Linked DNA regions of Homo sapiens: region 2 is linked to region 1. The links are chromatin loops, found by intact Hi-C in ENCODE. Cell type or tissue: HCT116. All regions are shown on one strand. Each heading gives the region's core, and the rest is flanking DNA. Links, peaks and the distances in the headings are about the cores only.

Region 1 (5,385 bases), core at 246-5,245:
ACATCCCCTTAGGGGACCAATCAATAAAGATTCCATAGGAATCATTGTGTAGCACCTCTACCTGTTCTGCAATGCAATTTTCCTAAACAAGCACATTCATTTTTTCTAACTGGGTCCAATCCTGTTTACAAATAGGTTTTTGAGGGTGGTATGCCTCAATTATAGGAGCAGATTTATTATGGTAAATACTGAGATCAGAAAGCATGTGTAACTGGGTCATAGAGTGATTGCATCCAGGCATTATTGCCAGCCAAGATTGATCAATATGCCCAATAAGTATAATTGTTCTCTGTGTCAGCTCTTATTGAAGGAATACTCACAGCAGTGGTGATAACCACTATGATAGCTACCATTAAATTATTCATTGTGACTGGTTGTCCCACTTTCCTCAGTTTTTCTTCCACCATCTGTGACAGCTTCTTGATCTGTCCCCAGGTGGGTGGCTGTGTTCAACGGGTGTTACTCGTGACAGTTGGGGTCCTCCTCAGCATCAGTCTTGACATGGCTGCAACTGGGGGGTCCTTGGGATCCTCCCGGAGTCTCTTCCTCGGCATCTGGCTCATGATAAGGTTTCAGGTGTCTTGATGGTATCCAAATTGGCTGTTGATTTTGGCCTGGAGAAACACAAGCATAACCTCTACCCTAAGTTATTATTTTACCTATTTCCCATCTTTTTATTATTGGATCTCTCCACCAAATCAGTTGTTCTGTTTCTGTCTTTGCAGCTGGTTTCTGTAGATGCTGTTCAGCTGCTGATAACATCTGGCCTTTGGGCAGGTTCAAAAAATTTAATGTTAATAATGTTAGATTCAGTTGTATCTGTGTGGTTCCATATTCTCCGTCTCCCCTTTTCTGCTTTTGCAACTGCTGTTTTAGGGAGAGATTCATTCTTTCCACTATGGCTTGTCTTTGAGAATTGTATGGGATACCAGTAATGTGTTTAATACTCCACATAGAGAAAAATGTAGCTAGAGATTGGCTAGTATATCCTGGGGCATTATCTGTTTTAATAGAAGCTGGAATGCCCATCACCACAAAACACTGCAAAAGATGATGTTTCAGACAGGCCAAACACTCTCCTGATTAGCATGTAGCCCATATAAAGTGAGAAAAGGTGTCCACACATACACATATATAAGCTAGTCTCCCAAACGAAGGAACATGTGTGACATCCATTTGCCAAAAAGAGTTAGGTTCCAATCCTCAAGGAATAACTCCTCCTGTAAAAGATGAGGAATGTACCATTTGGCAAGTTGGGCATCACTGGATAATATTTTTAGCTTCTTTCCTGGTAATTCTGTATCTGCGTTTGAGACCAGAGGCATTAACATGGGTTAAATTGTGAAAATGTCTAACATTAGATACTGCATTAGCATCTAGGCAATCAGGCTTTTGATTCCCTTCAGTCAAAGGTCCTGGAAGAGGTGTATGAGCCCTAATGTGACTGATGTAAAAAGGGTGCATTCTACTTCTAACTGCTGTTTGCAACTGGGTAAATAAAGTCATCAGTTGTTCATCTGTATGAAATAATAACTGAGCATTTTCAATTAACTGTCTGCAATGAACCACTATGAAGAATCAGAAATCACATTAATAGGCATATCAAAAGCAGTCAATACCTCAATTACTGCTAGAAGCTCCGCTTTTTGAGCTGAAGTATAGGGCGTCTGGAAAACTTTACTTTTTGAGACAAAATAAGAAGCTTTACCATTACTAGACCCATCTGTAATAACATTCTCAGCACCTTCAATTGGTTTAAATTTAGTTATTTTGGGGAGAATCCAATTAGTTAATTTCAAAAACTGAAACAGCTTTGTTTTAGGAAAATGATTATCAAGAATACCCACAAAGTCAGCTAAATGGGTTTGACAAGTAAGACTATTTATAAAAGCTTGCTGTATTTGTGCCTTCGTGAGAGGGACAATAACTTTTCCAGGATCATATCCATGTAATTTAACAATCCAAGTTCTCCCAATCCCTATCATAATAGCAATTTGGTCTAAATAAGGAGTTAGAGTCCATGAATTAGTATGTAGAAGAAAAACCCACTCTACTAAGTCCTGTTCTTGGAAAATAACACCAGTAGGTGAATGCTGAGTTGAAAAAATTAGCAAATCTAGAGTCTTCTCTGGATCTATTCTATTTATTTGAGCTTTATGGACTTGTTTCTCAATCAGTTGTAACTGCCTCAGCCTCCTTTGTTAAATGCCAAGGGCTAGTGAGACTAGGATTTCCTCTAAGGATAGAAAACAGATTACTCACGGCATAGGTAGGAATGCCTAGAGCAGGTCGTATCCAATTAATTTCCCCTAGTAATTTTCAAAAGTCATTTAATGTTTTTAATTGATCCCTACATATGGTTACTTTCTGTGGCACAATGATAGTGTCATTTACTAAGGTCCCCAAGTAGGAGTAAGGAGTAGTAGTAGTCTGAATTTTCTCGGTTGCTATAATTAAACCAGTGCAAGAAATCGAATTTTGCAAGTGATCATAACATTGGAGTAATATTTCTCAAATGGGGACAGCACAAACTATATCATCCATATAATGAATAATGTAACACCAAAAATTTTTTACAAGTAGGTTCAATTGCTTGCACCACGTACATCTGGCAAATTGTTGGACTGTTTAACATGCCCTGTGGCAACACTTTCCAATGATAATGCTTAGCAGGCTACAGGTTGTTTACTGCTGGAATTGTAAATGCAAACCGTTCACAGTCTTGCTCAGCTAAAGGGACAGTAAAGAAACATTCTTTTATATCTATGACTATTAAAGTCCAATTTTTTGGAATTATAGCAGAAGAAGGCAATCCTGGCTGTAATGCTCCCACAGGTTGTATAACTGAATTGATAGTTCTTAAGTCAGTTAACATTCTCCATTTACCTAATTTTTTCTTAATTAAGAAAACTGAAGCATTCCAAGGGGAAAATGTTGGAGCTATGTGCCCATTTTCTAATTGTTCAGTAACTAATTTCTCTAAAGCCTCCAGTTTCTCTTTACTTAGCGGCCATTGTTCTATCCGAATTGGCTTATCTGTTAACCATTTTAAAGGTATAGGTTCTGGAGGCTTAACAATGGCCGCCATCAAAAATGACATCCCAATCTTTGGCAGGAACTTTGTCTTTCCACTTGAAGTGGTTTTTTCAAACCTTGCAAATTTTTTTCTAGTCCCATACCAGGGACATACCCCATTTCATGCATCATATGTTGATTTTGAGGGCTATATAATTGTTCTGGAATTAGAACTTGTGCTCCCCATTGTTGTAATAAATCTCTTCCCCATAAATTTATAGGTACATAAGTTATAATTGGTTGAATAGTCCCAGGTTGTCCATCGGGCCCTTCACAATGCAAAATATAACTACTTTGATATACTTCAGGGGCATTACCAACTCCAACTATGTTAAATTGAGCAGGTTGAATTGGCCACGTGGATGGCCAGTGCTGGAGAGAAATGATTGAAATGTCATCTCCTGTGTCTACCAAACCTTTAAATTTCTTTCCCTGAATAGTTATTTCACAGGCAGGACATTTATCAGTAATTTGATTTACCCAATAAGCTGCTTTGCCTTGTTTATTTGTGCTTCCAAATCCTCCTGTTCACTTAATTTCACTTTTCCCCATTCCCACATGTGGCACAATCAGGGGCTGTGGTATGCACTCTCCTGGCTCTGCTTTCCAGGGAACAGAAGTAGATATAACAATTTGAATTTCCCAAATGTAATCTGAATCAATGACTCCTGTATGTATTTGTATGCCTTTTAAACTTTAACTAGGCCTTCCTAAAAGTAATCCTATTGTCCCTTCTCGCAAGGGTCCACAGACTCCTGTTGGGACCTTTTGCAAGGCTTCCCCAGGCAGAAGGCTTACAGCTTTTGTGCAGCATAAATCTACTGCAGCACTACCAGCTGTGGCAGGGGACAGATATTGTACAGGGGTGAGGGAACGGCCTGAGTTGGAAATGCCCCACTTTAGAATGGGGCCCAGGACAGGCCCCTCATGGTGTTTCCTGAAATTGGGTTCCCATCTTTATCAAACTTAGGGTGACACTGATTAGCCCAATGTTTTCCTTTTTTATATTTTGGACATATTTCAGGATCAGCAGTTTTCTTTCTTCCCCTATCTGGCAGGCTGACTCGCTGATTTTTTCTACATTCTTTTTTAGTATGACCATGCTTCCCACAGTTAAAACAAGCTCCAGGAAATGGAATATTTCCTTTATCCACTCTCAGTCCTGCCATTGCCTGTGCCAACAAAGTAGCTTTATGCAGATTACCTCCGATACCATCACAGGACTTGATATAATCAACTAAATGTGCTTTCCTGAATTTAAAAGGAAAAGGCTCAAATGTAGCTATAATATTTCCCTGTTGATCTAGGGGGTGTATTCTAACAGGGAACTGCCAAGCCTCTAAATCACCCCTCGTCTAGCTTGCTGAATTCCTGCCTGAGCTCAAACAGTCACTGGGGCAACTACTTTTCACCCAGTGTCCTCCGGAAAAGAAAGATCTGGAGGGTCTTTTTCTTCAAAATAATAATGACGGGGTGCAGAAGGGTAGAGATGAACCTCTCCCTCCTTTGCTGCTTTAGCTTTAGCTGGCAAATAAACCTGCTCTGTAACCTCTTCTGTTACTTTGTTATACTCTAGTTCCTCATCATCATCAGCGTGAAAAAGCTCCAAGGTGAAACGAACCAGACCCCACACCTGTCCCATTGTTACCCTGATGCTTCCAAGCTCCCCTTCTTACTCACCATGGGGATTGCTTTAAGAGTGCTCGGGTGTCCTCCAGCTAGTTTTCCATTCCAACCATCGCTCTGGTGACACTTCAACCTGGATTCAAACCCCCACGATGGACACCACTTGCCGAAACCAGCCCAGTCAGGGAGACCCTAACCCAGTGGTGCTAGAGGAATTAAAGACACACACACAGAAATATAGAGGTGTGAAGTGGGAAATCAGGGGTCTCACAGCCTTCAGAGCTGAGAGCCCCAAACAGAGATTTACCCACGTATTTATTAACAGCAAACCAGTCATTAGCATTATCTCTATACATGTTAAATTAACTAAAAGTATCCCTTATGGGAAATGAAGAGATGGGCTGAATTAAAGGAATAGGTTGGGCTAGTTAACTGCAGCAGAAGCATGTCCTTAAGGCACAGATCGCTCATGCTATTGTTTGTGGCTTAAGAATGCCTTTAAGCCATTTTCCGCCCTGAGCAGGCCAGGTGTTCCTTGTCCTCATTCCGGTAAACCCACAACCTTCCAGCGTGGGCATTAGGGCCATTATGAACATGTTACAGTGCTGCAGAGGTTTTGTTTATGGCCAGTTTTAGGGCCAGTTTATGGCCACATTTTGAGGGGCCTGCTCCCAACAGAGAAGA
Region 2 (5,385 bases), core at 281-5,280, 49 kb after region 1:
CGCAAAGTAACATTTCCAATGTACTGCATGTCTCCTAGGGTGGCACAGCAGTGCCATAATACCACATCTGCTTATGAACTCACCCTGCAGAACTCCTGTCACTCCTGTCCTCAGCTCTTCCATTTGTTCCAATCCAGACATGAGACTACGTTTGAATAATTCAGACCCTGCTGGAGGGAAAAATGCACAAAAGAAGAGGCCCATGCAAGACATAACACCATGTCCTTCAATGGGGAACCAATACTTTTGCCTTCGGGGATTCTAAAGATGGTCAAGTGTAACTTTACAAATAGCAAACTAATCATATAACATTTCCAATACATGCACTAAAACTATTTTTAAAATAACAAAAATGTTGCCCAGGTATAATGGCTCATGCCTCATACCTCAGCACTTTGGGAAGCCAAGGCAGGGAGATCACTTGAGGTTAGGAGTTCAAGACCAGCCTGGCCAACGTGGTGAAACTTCCTCTCTACTAAAAATACAAAAATTAGCAGGGCATGCTGGCACAGGTCTGTGGTCCCAGCTACTCAGAAGGTTGAGGCAGAAGAATTGCTTGAGCCTGGAAAACCAAGTCCAACTTCATACACATTTAAAGTCTTAAAGTTTTTAATCCATACATTAAATAAACTCATTTACTTAAATCTTTATTTTCATGGGGAATCCTCTACACCAGGGGTGTCCAATCTTTTGGCTTCCGTGGGCCACACTGGAAGAAGAAGAATGGCCTTGGACCACATATAAAATACACTAACACTAACGATCGCTGATGAGCTACAACAAATAAACAAAAAAACTGGTCTGTGCATAAATCTCATAATGCTTTAAGAAAGTTTACAAGCTTGTTCTATAAAGTAATGCCCAGGCCATGCATGGTGGCTCACGCCTGTAATCCTAGCACTTTGGGAGGCCAAAGCAGGTGGATCACCTGAGGTCAGAGTTTGAGACCAGCCTGGCCAACATGGTGAAACCCTGTCTCCACTAAAAATACAAAAATTAGATGGCCATGGTGGTGCACACCTGTAATCCCAGCTACCTGGGAGGCTGAGGCAGGAGAATCACTTGAATCCAGGAGGGGGGGCTTTGCAGTAAGCAGAGACCATGCCACTGCACTCCAGCCTGGGCAATAGAGCCAGACTGTGTCTCAAAAAAAAAAAAAAAGGAATGTCCACTGGCCAAGGTCCATGCCTGTCTTGCTTATTACAGTACCCTCATTTGACAGCAAACATTTAAGAAACATTGATTTCCTAAAGGGGTCAGTGAAGAAATGATGCCAGTTTTACCTAGTATAATGAGATTCTTGTAGTTCTCCAACATCACATCTCTGTAGAGATCTCTCTGGGCTTGATCCAACAAAGTCCACTCCTCCTGGGTAAAGTCCACAGCCACATCCTCAAAGGTCACTAAGTGCTAAACCATTAAATACATGCCAGCTTCAGCTAAGTACCATCTCCTTTGATGTTCTGAGAAAAATGCATGAAGGACTAAGGAAGACTAGAAGCCTGCAGTACTCCCAGGCCTCAGGCCTCTTCTCCTCTATATAGATATTGTCTTGCAATGGCATCCAATCCCATGGACTTATCAGCATCACTGAAACATGACTAAACTGATCTTCCTACAGCTTTACAATGGGCTCTTCTGGCCTTAGTCCTCCTCTATTTATAGGTGCAGTCTGCACTGAATATGTTGCAGCACTATGTAAAATCTAATAACAAATGAATTATCTCCACAGTGACACACAAATTCCTTCAGATTAGACATCTCCATCCCTTTCTTACAATCTGTCATAACACTCAGCAAAACAATGAGCCAACAAGCATGATTGAGGATCAGAAAGAATTAGTAAACATTGAGATAAAATAATCATTTCTGTAGGGAGACCCACTGAAACTATTGCTACAGAATAAAAGATGAAATGCTCCTGATTACTGTAAATACAAAATTGCATGCAGGATTGTGTAAAGACAATGCCAGGTTGGACTGCCAGAATGAGCCAACAGCGTGTGATGTGCTTCCCCCTGCACAGAGCCTATGAATGGACGTGCAGTCAGGGAGGTTTCACATCACCAAGATTCCTATCCCAGAAAAGCAGATGTTCATAGCTCTGGGAATGGAATGCGACCCTTGTGGAGAGCCTATAAACAGATGCATGGGGGGTGCCTGTCCATATGGATAAACGCCCTCATCTTGTCACGGCTCTTGTAGGCCTCTTTAAAGTTAAGGCATACTCCCTTCTGAGAACTTCTGGTCTAACCAGTTGTCTAGCTTCACATCCTGTTTCCATGGATTGTTTCTAACCAGCATTTGTGGCAATTGTTACTGCTGATTAATATCTTGCTAATCATAGGTTATGGAAAGATTGTGTTTCTGTTTTAAGGCTCTGTTAGAAATTACTGACACACACACTATATTTTAAATTCTTGTCTCTGTATACTGTACTTCTACATACAAATGTACTGTACTTCTACATACAAATGTTATGTTAAAGAATTACTTCATCCCCATGTGACCATCTCACCTCATAATCAAATGACCCTAAATCCCTCACTAACCTACCCCCGCCCTCACTAAGCTTAATAATAACTGCTGGTATATCCAGTGCATTGTTGGCACTGTGGGACCAGAAGGCGGTGACCCCCCTGGACCCAGCCTTCACTATCTTGTGTGTGTCTATTATTTCTCAACCTGCCAATCTGCCTGGGAACAAAGAGAGAGCCCCGTTGCACTGTGGGCTGCTGGCCAGATCCCGCAATACACTTCCATTGCAATCTCTGTACAACCTGAGATGGCTTGGTTCCTAGAGAAATTCACCTGGGGAGTTATTTCCTGAGCAGGACCATCATTTCTTTAAGATGCTTGAATACACGATAACAAGGTAAGGCTACCGATGATGGCTACAAGCATAACATTTTGAAGTTAGGTCTGCTTTCCACTTGCCTGAGAAGAATCCATCAGTAATCCATCAGTAACCCAGCCACTAGCCTTGGCTTCTCGATGTTCCTGTCATGAAGACAGAAAGTGTCCTGGAAAAAATGACCTTTGGAAAAGAATAATGGCATGTCAGTTGGATACATCAAAGAAAAAGTATTTCAGGCTAGGCATGGTGGCTCATGCCTGTAATCCCAGCACTTTGGGAGGCCAAGGTAGGCGAATCACTTGAGGTCAGGAGTTTGAGACCAGCCTGGCCAACAGGGTGAAACCCTGTCTCTACTAAAAATCCAAAAAAACCAGCCAGGTGTGGTGGTGCATGCCTGTAATCCTAGCTACTCGGGAGGCCGAGGTGGGGGAATCACTTGAACCTGGGAGGTGGAGATTGCGGTGAGCCGACACCATGCCACTGCACTCCAGCCTGGCTGACAGAGTGCGACTCCATCTTAAAAAACAAAAAAGTAGGCCAGGCACGGTGGCTGACACCTGTAATCCCAGCACTTTGGGAGGCCGAGGCGGGTGGATCACGAGGTTAGGAGATCGAGACCATCCTGGCTAACACAGTGAAACCCCGTCTCTACTAAAGCTACAAAAAAATTAGCTGGGCATGGCGGCGTGTGCCTGTAGTCCCAGCAGCTGGGGAGGCTGAGGAAACAGAATAGCATGAACCCAGGTGGCAGAGTTTGCAGTGAGCCGAGATTGCACCACTGCACTCCAGCCTGGGTGACAGAGCAAGACTCCATCTCAAAACAAACAAACAAACAAACAAATAAAGCATTTCCATACCCTGCATTGCAGACATAGTCTTTTCCATGGCATGCCTCCCAATTGTAATACTATTCTGACACTTAATACTCTAATTGTCCAGGGGGTGGCTCATGCCTGTAATCCTAACCCTTTGGGAGGTTGAAGTAGAAGGATGCTTGAGGCCAGGAGTTAGAGACCATCCTGGGCAATATAGTGAGACCAAGTCTCTTTATTAAATAAATAAATAAACAAATAAATATACATATATATATATACACATATATGAAAACAAAGAATAAAAGAAAAAATACTCTAGTTGACTTTGCCTAGCAACTATCAGACAGTAAGAATACTTTTGTGTCTGGCTTCTTTCAGTCAGCATTATGCTGGTGAGGTGCACCCAAGTTGTTGTGTTCATCCACCTGTGATTTGGTTCATATCTTTGCTGAAGAATATGCCACAGAGGCTGGGCATGGTGGCTCACGCCTGTAATCCCGGCACTTTGGGAGGCCGAGGTGGGCAGATCGCTTGAGGTCAGCAGTTCAAGATCAGCCTGGTCAACATGGTGAAACCCCATCTCTACTAAAAATACAAAGAAAAATGGGTGGCTCACACCTGTAATCCCAGCTACTCGGGAGGCTAAGGCAAGAGAATCACTTGAACCAGGAAGACAGAAATTACAGTGAGCCAAGATTGCGCCACTGCACTCCAGCCTGGTGACAGAGCAAGACTCTGTCACAAAAAAAAAAAAAAAAAGCCACAGAAATATGCCACAATTCACCCATTCTGTGGATCCACATTTGGGTTGTTCCTAATTTAGGCTATTTCAAATAATGTGATAAATAACTTTTACATTTAGCCTGGCACACGTATGCATGTTGCATCACCAAGTCCATATTTAGTTGTCACTGTTTTAAAATGTAGCTGGGCATGGTGGCTCACGCCTGTAATCCCAGCACTTTGGGAGGCCGAGGTGAGTGGATCACAAGGTCAAGAGATGGAGACCATCCTGGCCAACATGGTGAAACCCATCCTGGCCAACATGGTGAAACCCCATCTCTACTAAAAATACAAAAATTAGCTGGGCATGGTGGCATGCACCTGTAGTTCCAGCTACTCGGGAGGCCAAGGCAGGAGAAGCACTTGAACCCGGGAGGTGGAGGTTGCAGTGAGCCGAGATCATGCCACTGCACTCCAGCCTGGCAACAGAGCAAGACTCTGTCTCAAAAAAAAAAAAAAAAAAGTGTTCTCTTCAGCAATGCATGCACATCTTAAAGAAGACTTGATATTGTCACTGACTTTAGTTATGCTTTTATTTATTTATTTTTTTTTTTGTAGAGATGGGGTCTCACTATGTTGTCCCAGCTTGTCTCAAACTCATAGCTTCAGTGGCTCCTCCTGCTTCTGCTTCCCAAAGTGCTGGGATTACAGGGGTGAGCCACTGTGCCCGGCCTAGTTTTATTTATTTATTTATTTATTTAGACGGTGTTTTGCTCTTGTTGCCCAGGCTGTAGTGCATTGCCACGATCTCAGCTCACCACAACCTCTGCCTCCCGGGTTCAAGCGATTCTCCTGCCTCAGCCTCCCGAGTAGCTAAGATTACAGGCATGCCCCACCACACCTGGCTAATTTTGTATTTTTAGTAGAGACAGGGTTTCTCCATGTTGGTCGGGCTGGTCTGGAACTCCCAACCTCAGGTGAACCGCCCAC

The links. Peaks named below come from ENCODE experiments on the same cell type or tissue, not always from the same donor. Only the 100,000 strongest peaks of a DNase experiment are listed, where the experiment ranks them.
Region 2: it touches region 1 in a loop (2.0-fold over the local background); 1 of 110 quality-filtered maps calls a loop at or near these places.

Annotation. Positions count from the first base shown.
Region 1 is chr19:9,712,589-9,717,973 of GRCh38, forward strand. All of the region lies in intron 1 of LOC105372270 (a long non-coding RNA gene), which reads left to right. Among named protein-coding and RNA genes, the nearest start is that of ZNF562, 40 kb to the left of the region's middle. In HCT116, for the core only: no CTCF peak of the experiment used is centred there; no DNase peak of the experiment used is centred there.
Region 2 is chr19:9,761,999-9,767,383 of GRCh38, forward strand. It overlaps ZNF846 (zinc finger protein 846), which reads right to left. Exons shown (of 6, transcript NM_001077624.3): 2 at 2,938-3,037; 3 at 1,284-1,410; 4 at 84-170. The coding sequence starts at 2,952. Among named protein-coding and RNA genes, the nearest start is that of ZNF846, 4.0 kb to the right of the region's middle. In HCT116, for the core only: no CTCF peak of the experiment used is centred there; a DNase peak (open chromatin) is centred at 2,237.